2 separate regions of the Homo sapiens genome follow, and region 1 is linked to region 2. A link is a contact called in ENCODE Hi-C data. All regions are on one chromosome and are shown on one strand. Each heading gives the region's core, a stretch centred on a gene start or an enhancer-like site at or near the end of the contact. The rest is flanking DNA. Distances are from core to core; before and after follow the strand shown.

Region 1 (7,409 bases), core at 761-3,260, 530 kb after region 2:
GAATTATTTTGGGGGATTGAAGTGTATCATTTTGTATTACTTTAACATATATAACATCAGTGGAAAACACCTGTAAAAGGGATAATTTTATAGTAAAGTTTGTGGAATTGATCCTAGGCCTGTATATATTGTCAGTGTTTAGAAATCGATTGTATATTTTTTGCTAGTCAATATGAATAGCATGTTTTAGATAGGTAGCTCCTCTTGTCTTCTGCTGGTCAGATTAGATTTGTACATTCCTGATGCAGCTGGTTTATTCTTGTTTCTTGCACAAAAATGGGAATTTGGCCGCTACCAGGCATGCTTACTCCTTGGCACAGGTTTTCATTAGGAAGGCCTTTTCCTCTGCTGCCATCTCTCATTAGGGAGCTGCAGTGCTTGCTTTTCCCCTTTGCGTCTTGCTGAATGGCCCCATGGGTCCTTGGCAGTTCCATCCTTATTCCGCCTCCATTTGGAGGACCTGCTGTTCTAGCCATTAGTGAGGATTTATGGCACATTCTGTCTGCCAGATGCACTCTCCACCTTCTGTATTGGAACTATTAACTGAACCCTCTAAAAACAGCCTGCTTCCTTATGATGGGATAGGGATGTTTGAAGACACCCATTGGCAATACAGTATGGAAATCAACTTCAGAAGACGTTCATGAGGTTGTTAATAGAAGAGTTATCACAGTGTTTCTTTGGCTCCCATATTAAATAACAATGAGTGTCAATGGCCATTTTCAAACAGGGACCAGGATTTATAAACATTGGCTCCAAATGCATGCCTCAGACTTCTAGAATCAGTACTTTAAATAGGTTTGACAATCATTTATTTTGATTTATTGGGTTCACGAATTTTTCTAAAATGGTTTTGTATTCATAAACTCTTCTTTTTTGGCACCTTTTTTTTAAATTGCTGTATTTCCATATAGAATCTGAAGTTTAAAAATGAGGGGAGAACTTTTCATCTTCATGGTGACAGAACACATTGCCTCACTTGTAATCATTTCCAGAGTTGGTACTTATTTGGTCAGTGATGAGAAATACTATTAATCTTCCCAAAGGGAAGATTAGATGAAAAATAAAAGATGTTTAAAACATCTTTTATTTCCCAAGGCTTAATTTTTGTTAAAATTGTATCCTTTAGCACCTGTTCACAATGAACATTTCTACTGCCATCTAAAATTTCCAAAGGAAGCTAATAAATATTTTTGCGTTGGAGCTCAGAACAGCTTGCTTATGTCTAAGCCCTATGTCCCTTTTAACTAAGCTGCTGTTTGGCTTCAAGGCCTGGGCCTTTGGCCAATGAGTTCTGCTCATGTTCAGAGTCCTTCTCAGGGAAGCATCCCTGGCAGAGTTCCAGGGCCCAGCTGGTGAAATCAACTTGTTGCCCTTTTGGTCTTAAACCCGAGAGAAACACTACATCTTATAAAAGATTCCTGACAGAGAGAGATATGATTAAGTCTAGCAAGAAACTTATTGATGAGCTTGTGTTAGCTCTCTGCTGACTTTTTGCGGAGAATAACTGGAGCCCATTACTGTAAGTGCTTTAGATGCCTTTGGGGGCCGTGTCATGCTCCAGATCTTGCCTGCTTCAGTTAGTTTTAGGGGAAAGGAAAATGCATGTTTTAATCTTACGAGGAAGCAGCATGGAACAGAATTACGTAAAATAATGTACGTGAAACTATGTAGTGTACGGTGCTTGACAAATAGAGCTTAGACAGTACGTGGCACATAATGACCCAGTAAGGAAAGTCAAAAAGCACCTACCATGAACACCATTGATTCATAAAGGAAAGGGCATTTTAACATAAAAGAAAGGGAGAAAGGTTACATATTGTAATAAAGGACAATCCTTTAAATTTATCATTAAGTAAAAGTCCTTATTTTTGTCATTTTGTCCTAGACTGGGGAAAACATTATGGGTGCAATATGGCTTAGAGGTTAAAAGCATGAGCTCTGGAGTTTGTCTACCTGCCCAGCACCACTCCTAATTCGATGTGACCTTGAGCAAGTTACTTTACCTTTCTGTACGTTGGTTTCCTGATCCAAAGAATGGAGTTCACATAACCTACCTTATGGGTGTGTTGTAAGTGTAAATAAGTAAATAAGTAGTACATGTACTTAGAAGAGTGCCTGGCACATCATAAATGCTCAATAAATGTAGCCTTTCCTTGTAGTCATTAAGGCACTCCAGATACTGCCAGTTCTTCACCCTCAGGCACACCAGGATTGTGCTTCTCAGCCAACCTCCTCTTTTGTGATTGGGTGGGGCCATATGACTAGTGGGCTGTGAACAATATTGATTTGAGCCGCTTCTGGGCTGGAGTATTATAGTTGCCGGCATGGACTCTCTAGGGCTCCCACTTCTAGCACAGTGATTGGTAACACTGGAGATGGGGGCTGCTCCGTCAGCCTGGGTTTCTTAGTGCCTCAGGCAAGCAGAGTCCCTGGCCCCCAACCAATGATAACATGTAATGAGTAAGAAATAAGCCTTTGTTTTAAACCACTGAGGTTTTAAGGACTTTGTAATTGCTGCATATCTTAGCTTATCCTGACTGGCACAGATGTTAATAATAATATGGCTAGTTATCATTTCCTAGGACAATATTTGGAAATAATTTGTCTAATCAGTACCTCTCAAAATATGCTCTTTGAATCCCTGACAATCTCTGAGGCCCTTTCAGGAGGTGTGCAAGGGCAAAACTGTTTTTATAATAGTGCTAAGATGTCATTTGCCTTTCTCCCAGTGTTGAAATTTTCACTGAGAATGCAGAAGTAATCATGGGCAAAATTGCTGGTGGTGGCACCAAACTACTACTAATAGTAGTCATTGTACTCTTCATGCCACATTCTTGCAGAAAGAAAAAAATGTCAGTTTCACCTGAGAATGTTCTTGATGAAGCAGTAAAAACTATAGTTGTCCCTCAGTATCCATGGGGAATTGGTTCCAGGACCACCAACCCCCGCCCCCGAGGATACCAAAATTCATGGATGCTCAAGTCTTTTATATAAAATGGTATAGTATTTGGCCAGTTGCGGTACTCCCACCTGTAATCCCAGCCCTTTGGGAGTCTGAGGCGGGCAGATTGCTTAAGCCCAGGAGTTTAAGACCTGCCTGGGCAACATAGCAAGACCCTGTTGCTAAAAAATAAAATAAAAATAATTAAAAATAAAATAAAATTGTATATTTTTGTACAACCGATGCACATCCTCCCATATACTTTAAATCATCTCTAGATTACATAATACCTAATGCCATGTAAATGCAATGTTAATAGTTATACTGTATTTCTTAGGGAATAATAACAAGAAAAAAGTCTATACATTCTATACATGTTCACAACTATCCATTTTTCTTATTCAGACACACCCATCTATTTTTATATTTATATAGATACAACCGTCCATTTTTTAAAAAGTTTTCAATTCATGGTTGAATCCATGAATGCAGAACCTATGGATAATGGGGGGCCAACAGTATTAATTTTATTAAACCTCTCTTCTTGAGTATATATTGAAAAAGAATATTGTGTGTGATGAAATTGGAAATAGGTATGCAATGGTGTCTGTCTTAAGAAAAATGCAGTTCTTTTTCTTTTGAACTGAACTTTTTTTCATAGAACCCCATTTTTACTTGAAAGAATGATAAACTGTGGTTATTCCAACTTGTGTATTTGACAGACATTGTCTAGAAAATGCACAAAATTAGCTTGTCACGTTGTTTCAAAGAAAGCAACTGACATTATTTGTGGTCAGTGATAAAACTCAAGCTTTCAAGCAAAAATTAGATTTTTGGAAAGCTTATGTGTACCAGCAGGAGCTTGACAGCCTGTCAATCCTTTACATTTCTGATGAGATTGGTAGTGATATTAACAAATGTGATTTTCAAAAATATTTTATTTAAAAAATCACTACTCAGCGAACCAATATTTTCCAGATAACTAATGCATGATGTTATAAAATCATGCATGAGTGAAAGATCCATTCACAGACCAATGGATTTTAATGTAGCAGAATATAAAAAGTTTATTGATATGATTTTAGATTCCATATTACAACCAACTTTTAAGAATATCTGACTTGACAAATTTTAGTATGGTGCCAAAGAAGAATATCCATAACTATCTGAAAGTACTATTAAGGTACTTCTTCCTTCTCCAGCTATGTATTATCGTGGTACTGGGTTTTCACCAAATACTTCAACCCAAACAACATCTGGCAACAGATTAAATGTATACACAGTTATGAGAATCCAACTCTCTAGTATTAAGCCAGACATTAAAGAGATTTGCAGTAATGGAAAACAAGGCCACTCTTCTCACCAATTTTTTTTGAAAATGTAATTTTTAGTAAAAATGTATTAACATTTAATGGAGTTTGTTTACAATAAATAAATGTGTTTTAAATATTTTTAAAAATTTCTCAGTTCCAACAGTGGGTATGTTAATACTGATAGATATAGTCCTCATAAACAAATACTCTTTGGTGTTCGCAATAATTTTTGAAGAGGAGACCAAAATGTGTGAGAATGGCTGGTCTGGAATATTCTTAAGTCTTTCCTAAAAATGTGACTCCCATACCAGGTTTTGTGGCTCATGCCTGTAATCCCAGCACTTTGGATGGACGAGGCAGGCGGATCACTTGAGGTCAGGAGTTCGAGACCAGCCTGGCCAACATGGTGAAACCCCATCTCTACTAAAAGTACAAAAAATTAGCTGGGCATGGTGGTACACACCTGTAATCCCAGCTACTCAGGAGGCTGAGGCAGGAGAATCACTTGAACCCGAGAGGCGGAGATTGCAGTGAGCCAAGATCACGCCACTGCACTCCAGCCTGGGAGACAAAGCCAGACTCCATCTCAAAAAACAAACAAACAAAAAAAAAGTGACTCCCAGGTAGTGCCTCACATTGCATCAGCATATCCTTTCTTTGCTTGAAAAGCTAAAATCACACCAGATGACATCGGATCATCCTGGCAGGGATGGGGATTGATGTAGACTTCTCTCCTTGTAACCTCACTCCTGCTACCTATAGACACAGTCAGGAGGGCCGCTTCACCTCTCTTTCACCAAGGTGCAAAGTTGCTCTTTTATGCAACTTCTCATGATTGGAATTGCAATATTCTGCCCTTGAAGTTCAGTTTCCTCTGAGGTAGATATTCCCAATCTTAGGCCTGTGTCCTGTTTCTTTCTCACTGCTGTGTCTTCAGAATATAAGCAGGGAAAAAGAGCAGCTCATTTTAATAAGCTACCATTTGTGATCAAAGCATTGCAAGCCAGTACCATGTGCAGACTGGTGGAAGAACAATAGAACTATTGTCTGGAAAAGAAGTGTTTCATGGGGTAATTTTTATGGGATTTTATTCAAAGGCTGCCTTCAGTAGTGGCTTACGCTGGCAATCAAGCATCCAAGTGCCTTGTCAAAGGAGAGGCTCTTAGACATCTTTAGATCTCATGGTCAGATAACCAGCCACTAGTCAGCCCTGGTTCTCATAGACTCAGCCACATACTGTAATTCAGGGTGCAGAAGAGTGACGACCAGGAGCCTCTTCTTCCAGTGTGCTGCAGAGGGCTGCAGCATTACAGAGAGCCACGCGGTGCTGCTGGTCTCGGGCTCTGGGCACATAAATTCGGGTCCTCAGGAGTCCCACCTCTCTCAGGAGGTCTTGGTGGCCCTTGGGAGGTTTGGTCATTCAGCTTCTCATGGGGAGTTTCTCTCAAGTCAATTCTAGGGGCCTTGGGAAAACACCCACTTTGGCCGTTTATAGCTCTGTCTCTCTCCCTGAAGTCGTGAACTCCTTCACTTTCCATCCCCATAAATATAAACAAACCCGTTCATCTGTCCTTCCCTTTGGCCTCCTGAAAAGAGGCACCCCTTCCACTCAAGGCTCACCCTTGCACCTTTGTTCTTTTTGTTTGTTTGTTTTTTGAGACGAGTCTCGCTTTGTCGCCCAGGCTCGAGTGCAGTGGCGTGATCTTGGTTCACTGCAACCTCCACCTCCCGGGTTCAAGCGATTCTCCTGCCTCAGCCTCCCAAGTAGCTGGGACTACAGGTGCGTGCCACCACACCCGGCTAATTTTTAGTAGAGACGGGCATTTCACCGTGTTAGCCAGGATGGTCTCGATCTCCTGACCTTGTGATCTGCCTGCCTCGGCCTCCCAAAATGCTGAGATTACAGGCGTGAGCCTCCGCACCCGGCCGCACCTTTGTTCTTGATCCCCATCTCTTCCTGTCTTCCAGGAGTAGACCTTGTTCTGTTTGTTAGTCTGTCACTTATATGTGTTTTCCAAAGTGTCTCCTCTTTCCTGCCTCCTTCCTCAGAGTCATTTTCCTCACACGTCCGTTTCTGAGAAGCAACCTGCTATGGTAGTTAGATACCTGAGCTCTGGAGTCACACAACTGGATTCAGAGCTGGCTTAGCCCGTCCTTACTGTGTGACTAGAGAAAATGATGTGGCATTCCCGTGCCTCAGTTTCTATGTAAAATAGAGTTTCAAAGTCATACTTGCTTTATAGGGTTGTTGTTAAGAATAAATGACAGTGTCAGAAAGAAGAGCCTTTGGCACATGAGAATTAGGCAAATCAGAGTGTAAATAGGAATTCACCAGGTAGTCAAGGTGGGATGGGGCCAGGAGCCAAAAGAGGAGAAAACGCAAGCATCACAGCCAGAAGAAAAAAAAACAAAAACAAAAACAAACCTGCATGGCCAGAGGTCTGCATAGAGACAAGAAGCAGCTTCCAGGAAATTCTGCAGCTAGAATTCTGTATGTTTGTGAGGGGTTGGGAGTAGGAAGCTCAGGCAGTTGAAGAAAGAGGAGTTAGAATGTGGAGGATAAGGCTGAGGATGATGACAAGAGTTCCCCAAACCCCTCCTGACAATTTACATGCCATCCCAACCTGGTTGACCTGAAGAAGACTTTTTCCATCTTCTATCTAAAGCACAAAATTGAGTCCCTGGTTACCCATTGTCAATTTAGGCCTCAAGACCTTTATAGTAAATGGATGATGGCTTTTGAGTCCTGGGATGTTTCTGATTTTAGTAGAACACAATCTGCCCCCTACTGATCATTCTGGATGTTTTCAGCCCGAATGGGTTTATTTGATATCATAAAGGGTATTTATGTCTCTGTTCCAGGGGTTATTGCAACAACAAAAAAAAAATGGAGAGTTAATTCTGCTAACCCTTGCATCACTTAAGACTGTTAGGTTGAGTATGTTTTAAATGTCTCAGAAGTGACCTTTCCCCATTAAAAGCTGTGCAAACTAGTGTGATTGAGCCAAGGGTAATTTAAACAGAACCCAGAAGGTGTGTCTAAAGACTTTCATCTCCAGGCACTTGTGATTTAGCAAGGCTCGTAGTGATAGAGAGCTTCTGAGGATCTAAAGTTCAATGAATAGAAAGACATATGTACAATTAAGAAAACT
Region 2 (7,570 bases), core at 3,461-5,960:
TTAGTACTTTGAAAAATGACAACTTGCAATTTATAAATTTGATTTCTAAAGTAACTTTTTTCTAATTATTGAAAAATATAGGCCAGCCACAGTGGCTCACGCCTGTAATCCTAGCACTTTGGGAGGCTAAGGTGGGCAGATCATCTGGGATCAAGAGTGTCAGTCCAGCCTGGCCAACATGGTGAACCCCATCTCTACTAAAAATACAAAAATTAGCCAGGCATGGTGCCGCATGCCTGTAATCCCAGCTACTCGGGAGGCTGAGACAGGAGAATTGCTTGAACTCGGGAGGCAGAGGTTGCAGTGAGCTGAGATCACACCATTGCACTCCAGCCTGGGCAACAGAGCAAGACTCTGTCTCAAAAAAAAAAAGAAAAAGAAAAATATAGTAGAAATAATTAAATATAAATTTCAGGGTAGGAGAATTACATTATTAGTATTACTGGTAAATGGCTATTTACTTGCAATAATTCCTAAGAGCCCAAGTAGCACTCACTCACTTGAAACATCAAGCACTCATATTCTATGTGATTTGACTATGTAAAGAATTAACATTTTATGTCACAAAAGAAGATGAGTACCTCTTCCTTCCCTCTCACCACCACATCAAAAATAATTCACATAGTACAATGTTTGGATAGTCTTGCTTGTATTAGAAAGATAGAGATGCTGTCTAGTTCAACTAGTATAATTCAAGAGTAGTTACCAAAACTGATCTTTTTAAATGAGTCCATGTAGTCCTTTTTAGATTCCACTCTTATTTCAGTGAAAGCAACTGAAGCAATCCCAAGGATACCAATATAATTCATCAAAATTTATTCTCTTGTTTCTTTCTTAAGTACTTTTTTCCCATCTATTTAGACTAAGTTAAAGTAATGTCAATACCTGCCTGCAACATGTGTTTCCTTAACATTCTTTACAAACTAGGGCTGAAGATATGAACATCTGAATTTAAACATCTCTGCAGAGGTCACACCTGTGAATCTGACCGTTTCTGTGTAGACAGTCTAAGCCTTCCAAAACCTCTTTAAGATATGAACATCTGAATTTAAACATCTCTGCAGAGGTCATACCTGTGAATCTGACCGTTTCTGTGTAGATAGTCTAAGCCTTCCAAAACCTCTTTAAGAATTGTTGCTATTATTGCCTCTTCCAGAACTCCATTCTTGTGTTCTCCTCGGTTGACAATGTATTTTATGATATCCAACATTGAACCTAAGTAGACAAACAGAAGAATTAAAACATAAGCACCTTCATCACCTTTTCAGAACAAGACTCCATTATGTATAAAATTTAATAGAAACATCAAAATATGGGCTTTATTTAATGCAAATATTCCCAAGGCAAACAAACAATTGAATGGGGGCCCCATGACCAAAAACACTAAATCCAAGTTTGCAAGAGCACTTTCAGTGTGAATTTAACGAGAAGGATTCTGGGTCAGGGACCAGAAGGCTGTTCATGGCCGTTCCATGGCTGGTTCCTTTTCTGGTTACAGTATTTCTCACAAAAATTCCTAAGAGCAACCCTCCAAAGAGGGTGCAAAAAGTCTGAACTGACAAAGAAAGGAGTATGAGGCCAGGAGAAAAGGCAGAAGTGAACTGCTGAGAGAAAAAAAACACACTCTTTGAGGACCTAAATCACAGGTGGGAGGGGGAAAGAAGTATGTTGTTTCTAGACCTCTGCTTATAACCGGAAGATTCCTTCCTGTGACACTACCTGATCTTTATTTTCTTTCCTTCTTTTTCTTTTTTTATTTGAGACAGAGTCTGCCTCTGTCATATAAGCTGGAGTGCAGTGGAGCAATCACAGCTCACTGCAGCCTCAACTTCCCAGGCTCAAGCGATCCTCCCACCTCAGCCTCCCAAGTAGCTGGGACTACAAGTACGTGCCACCACGCCTGGCTAATTTTTGTATTTTTTGTAGAGATGGGGTCTTACCACGTTGCCCATGCCGGTCTTGAACTTCTGGGCTTAAGTGATCTGCCCACCTTTGGCCTCCCAAAGTGCTGGGCTTATAGGCATAAGCCACTGAGCCTGGCTGATCTTTATTTCATTTACCTGATATATTTGAGGCACTAACACTTACAATAAACAAACAGATACCTAGTACTTTGTTACCATATACAGATTAGTATCCTTGGCACTGTGAATTCATGTTTCAACACATATTAATTAGTATTCCAAACCCCTGGGTCAGTTTAAAAGCCAAAATTACCTGGGGGTTTGACATTTCTGAAGAGTTAACAAACGGCTTACCTCAGGACCTGAATTTGGCTCTAGGCTCTTTATAATTAACTAAGAGGATTGAGCTTCCCCATCAGATACAGCTGCCTGCCCCTCATTAAGAGATTCAATGTAATGAAATAGAAGAAAACAAATGCATATTTTTCCCCAGAGGAAAAAAAAACCTCTGTTTATTTGTTGACTCTTAGATTTTTGTGTCATTTAAAAAATGATAATTCCAAAAACATTTTCTTTTTATTGTATAAGGATATACCATACCAGGCATGCATGCATTTCTGTCCTGCTAAAAGAAAAATGAACAAGAGTCCACGTCTGCCCACGTCCTTACCTGTGGAAACCTGTTTAAAATCTGTTCTTACCTAAAGCCCAGAGAGGCTAAATTGGACTCAAAAAGACAAAGAAATTTTCTGTCAGATCCTCCTCAGAAAACAGAAGATTCTCAGCTTCATAAAGCAAAAGGTAAAATCTTCAGCTTGAGCAGAGCATTTGGGACTATTCAGGGTCTCAAGTCATCAGAATTTCTCATTTCCTCAGAGTTGGTGGAACCCCACAAAAAGAGAATGCCTTAAGATCATCTTGTTGGCAAAGCGCAAGTTCCTCTGCTGAATAAAGGGGCAGTCCCAGCACTCAATACTGCAGTCCAGCTCTGGCAGGCTTCCTTTTTCTTTTCCTTTTTCTTTTTTTCTTTTTAATTAAAAACTGAAGTAGGCACTCAAGGAAACAATGACTAATAAGACTGAGGAAGACTGAAAACAGAACAGAACTAAGCTCCCCAGGGCTCCCCACCGAGACCTACACAAGCAGACCCAAGCCAATTACAATGCCTTCGTCATCTCATTTTTGGGCTTCTGCTTGATCCAAGAGAGTTTCCTTTTTAAAAAAGGAAAACATTAAAACACCTCCCTCGACATCTGCAGATTAAAATAGGCTCTATCATATAAATTCTGCTATGCTAGTTTTGGGTTGTCCAGGCACAGCAAAATGTTCTCCTCTGATCCTAAACCATACTTCATGTCTCAGAAAGATACCCAGAGAATCAAGCCCTCGAAAGAGAACACACCAGAGATGTGGGTATGCTGGGTGTTCCCAAGGAAATCACTTGGGCTTTCTAAGCTTCAGTGCCCATGTCTGCAAAACGAAGGTGTAAATACTTGCAGCACAGCATACAAATTTTTAAGTCAACAGATGTTAAAGTCACAAATTCCAGCACCAACATTTACTATGTGTGTGACCTTGGGCAAGTTGCTAAACTCCCTTGAAATTTGGTGTAATTTCTGAAAAACAGGGATGGTGACACAGGCCATTCAGGGACACTGTGAAGATTAAATGGGATAAGGTCAGTAAATTGCCTTGGACAGGATCTAGCCACAGAGTAAGTGTTCAAAAAAGGCAACGGTTATCATTATCATTCCCTCTCTGATAGTGATGTTAGAAGATTAAAAGAAATAAAATACAGGATGTGAAAGCACCTTGTAAATTAAATTGTCAATGGCTTGCATCACTGCAGGGATCTGAAGCTAGAGAGAGGAAGTGACTTTCCCTTCCCAAATGCAACAATAGGATGACAATAGTGCCATTTCTGATCAACACTGCAAGTGAATATGTAGCACACATTTCTCCCCATGTCAACTGAAACCACATTTAGTGAGCACCTACTGGGCGCCAAGTTCAATGAATTCAAAGTGCATTAGACAATCTTCACAAAGTCCACAACCTAAATATGCACTGTCCAATACTGGAGCCATACAAGGTGATTTAAATGTAAGTTAATTAAAATTGAATACTCAGTCCCTCAGTCACACTAGCCACATGTCAAGTGCTTAAGAGTCACATGGGATTAGTAAAAAGTAGATAGCAGCACCTCAGAACATTTCCATCATCACAGAACATTCTGATAAATGGCACTGAGATAATTCAGCAAACTGCAATGTGTTAAGGACCTGAACAATGTTAAAAAGAAAGGACTCAAGGAGAAAGGACTGGCTAACTTTTTTGAAGAGTAAGCGGTGACTGTGGAGAGGATGTGACCTTTTAGGCCTGAGCACATGGAAAACAAAGGAGAGATGCAAGGCTGAGAAAGAGGACAGGTCAGGGGCAAAGGCATGAGAGCACATAATACATTCCGGGGGCTGCCTCTCAGCCTAGAAGGTCGGGCATTTCATACCTGGAGAAGAGGACATACACATTCTCGGAAGTTAAGCAAAATTATGAAAAGCTTTGAAGGTCAATGTGAAGCAATCTGGACGTTATCCTCTAGGCAATGAGAAACCAAACAAACTTTCAAACACAGGAGAGAAAGGATTCAATCTAAAGTCTTCTCCAATATGCTGGTTCCAACAAAAGGAGAGAAAACAAGCAAATAAATAACAACAACAAAATCCACTTACCTCCACTTAGTAATTTCATGACCAGCCAAAGTTCATCTTTGACCACAAAAGAGGTGTAATAGGTCACTACGTTGGGATGGCTGCACTGACTCATGGCTTGAATTTCTTTCTATAAAAAGAGCAAAACATGACATAGTACCATGGGGTGAAAATTGGCAAGCAAAACACAAGTGAATCACAGTTGAGTACCTGGGTAACTTTCCTACTCGAAAGCCTACCTGAGGGGCTGCCTAAGCCATTACTTCAAAGAAGGTATATAAGGACCAATTCTCTCACCCACATTATCAACTCAGATTAGAAAGTTCTCTACAGGAGACCACAGAGCCCTGTGGACCAGCTACCAGACACAGGAACTTCAGATCACTGTTATCACCCAGATGACCCCCCAACTCTGCCAGCAGAGAGCCCTGCCACATAGGACTAAGAGCCTCATACCTGAACCGAAGGCTTGACAGGGAGATAAAAGACTGGGTGAGTTACTAGGACACCTGCATCCTGGTGCCAGCCTGAACTCTGGTGGATCTTAGCTCCTCCCTCATCCAAAAAACGACAACAAAACTGTCCCTGTTTCTCAGGACTGCTGTGATGGTAAATGAGAAAATACATTTGAAAATGCTACAGTATTATTTCCCAGCTATCTGCCACAGTAGATATTCCATTAACTAAAAAAAGGAGGTGGCAGGGAAGAGAGCGGCAGGCGAAGTAAAATAAGCTTGGGAAAGATCAGATAATATATCTCATTCTAAAAGAATCACAGGGAATATTAGTACTGTCAAAGGCTCTGAGAAGTCCTGCAGTAGATAAACTGCCATAGTTTAATCCATATTAACAGAGCAGGAAAAGAATGCTTTGTGGGTCACATCTTGGAAACACTGCTGTAGAGAATAAAATATATTTTATTCTTTGTTGTTTTATATAAAGACATAAAACAACAAAGCTGAGAAATAAAACAAAAGGAAACTTTCAATAAATCACATTTTTCTGGAATATTCAGTTTCATATTGATTTCAGTTTCTCGTTTTAAGTTATTGTCGGATGACTCCCATAAAAGCTTCAGTCTAATGTAACTCTCAATCAAAGGTACCAGACCAGTGTAACTCACTTTCAAGGTGCCATAAAAAGGACAAGAATAACCTAAATGATCAAAGAAACCTCATTTTTGCCATTATGTATTGATGAAAGAAGGGTACATTTATGCATCCTATGAATATATTCAATAATAATGAGCTTCACATTAACTCAAAGTTACCCAAGCAGAACATCTCAATTTGGACGTTATCTTTGCTTGTCCAGTACTGCCTAATCCTCATACTACTAAAAAGATCCTATATATCCGACAACTTGGCCAAAATTCTGTAATATGTAACACTCATACGTTCCTTAACATATATGTTTATTTAAAGTGCTTTTGGCTGGGGGCAGTGGCTCATACATGTAATCCCAACACTTTGGGAGGCCGCAGCAGGCGGATCACCCGAGGTCAGGAGTTCAAGACCAGCCCAGCCAACATGAGAAACATTGTCTCTACAAAAAAATTAGCTGAGTGTGGTGGTGTGCGCCTGTAGTCCCAATGACTGAGGAAGCTGAGGAACGAGAATCACTCAAACCCGGGAAGTGGAGGTTGCAGTGAGCTGAGATCGTGCCACTGGACTCCAGCCTGAGTGACAAAGCAAGATTCTGTCTCAAAAAAAAATTAAAAAATAATAAAAATGAAGTGCTTTTAACCAAAGATAAACTCCTTAGAAACTACTAATTTTTCTTTTTTCTTCTCAGTATATAACAATGATTTTCCTTCATCATTCCCCTCATCCATTTGACTGATTACAGGTTTTCTAAATCTGACACTTTTCAATTCAGCAACTCTTATCCTTTGAATAAGATCTGAAACCTGAGGTTCAGTTTCCATCTGTTTCCGGTATTAGGTTCTGATGCCATAAGACACTTCTGAAGGAGAAATGGAACACTGCCCTGGCCACTCCTATTTCAAGTCAATAGCATCTGCTCAGTGCGGGGATGGCCCACACTGAAGGTCTGTAGCATTAGGTAGGGTCCAGTTTAAACAGATGCCTAGTGTTCAAAGAAACGAGAACAATGTCTCTTAAATGCAGCTGCACTCTAAATGTAAGTGAATGCTTTTCTAGTGCTGTAACTCCAAACTTTTAAATAATTTATCAAAATGCACAAAACAACTAATGGTCATACAAAAGGAAATTCTTTTACATTGAAGGCAAGGTTGAGTCAGTCTAGAAAAACACACTTTTTAGCCCTTTGCATTTAGATGGCCAGTATCACTTCCCACCCAAAGTATCAGGTTCTCTGACTTTGCAGTGAGCGTGTGTGTGTGTGTGTGTGTGTGTGTGTGTAACTCCTTTAGAAAACCTGTAGAACCTATAGATATAACTTAGCAAATTCTATTCCTTCAAAACTCTGAGTCTTAGAGACACCATCTGGACATTAAAAGGTTCCAGAATTTAAATGAGTGGGGGATGAGGGGTCACAGATACTGCCACACCAACACAACCACAGGAGCAGTATAAGGACAGGTAAAAGAAGGGGCAGGGGGCCCAAGAGTGGCTTTCCATCAGTTTGATCACTCAACCTCACATTCTTCTTCCATGCAGCTGAGCCATCCCTCTTCACTTCTTGGCTAGGGGGGTCCATGTCCCCAACTCCTGCACCATCCATTGTCCTGCACAGCAGCTTTTCCACAAGCATTAATGCTTAAGGACATGATGAAACTCGCCTTAGGGAGAAACATCTGTAGCTCTGTCTTGAGATATGACCTATGCTATCACTGATCCCCAGGATAAGTAATATTTCCACATAGAAGAAAGTTAAAAACCTGAAAACTAGAAATCTTTCCACAAAACTATCCCCTCCATTCTTTTCAAAACAATGATGGGTGTTATTTGAAAGCTCCCTTGGTAACAATCTATT

The links. Hi-C counts contacts between places; a loop is a spot of excess contacts on that map. Pooled maps may share reads with other maps.
Region 1: a loop to region 2 is called in a map of K562, with 2.5 times the contacts of the local background. The contact joins two enhancer-like sites. A Hi-C loop is called at or near these places in 1 of 168 maps with a recorded cell type or tissue (K562), 1 of 37 single-sample maps with no recorded cell type and 2 of 50 pooled maps.

Annotation. Positions count from the first base shown.
Region 1 is chr2:168,698,713-168,706,121 of GRCh38, forward strand. All of the region lies in intron 6 of CERS6 (ceramide synthase 6), which reads left to right. Among named protein-coding and RNA genes, the nearest start is that of CERS6-AS1, 84 kb to the right of the region's middle. Within about 2 kb of position 2,011, at least 5 of the 41 ENCODE cell types and tissues checked have a DNase peak (open chromatin) inside an H3K27ac peak, as active enhancers do.
Region 2 is chr2:168,162,666-168,170,235 of GRCh38, forward strand. It overlaps STK39 (serine/threonine kinase 39), which reads right to left. Exons shown (of 18, transcript NM_013233.3): 3 at 4,634-4,742; 4 at 1,074-1,215. Among named protein-coding and RNA genes, the nearest start is that of STK39, 81 kb to the right of the region's middle. Within about 2 kb of position 4,711, at least 3 of the 41 ENCODE cell types and tissues checked have a DNase peak (open chromatin) inside an H3K27ac peak, as active enhancers do.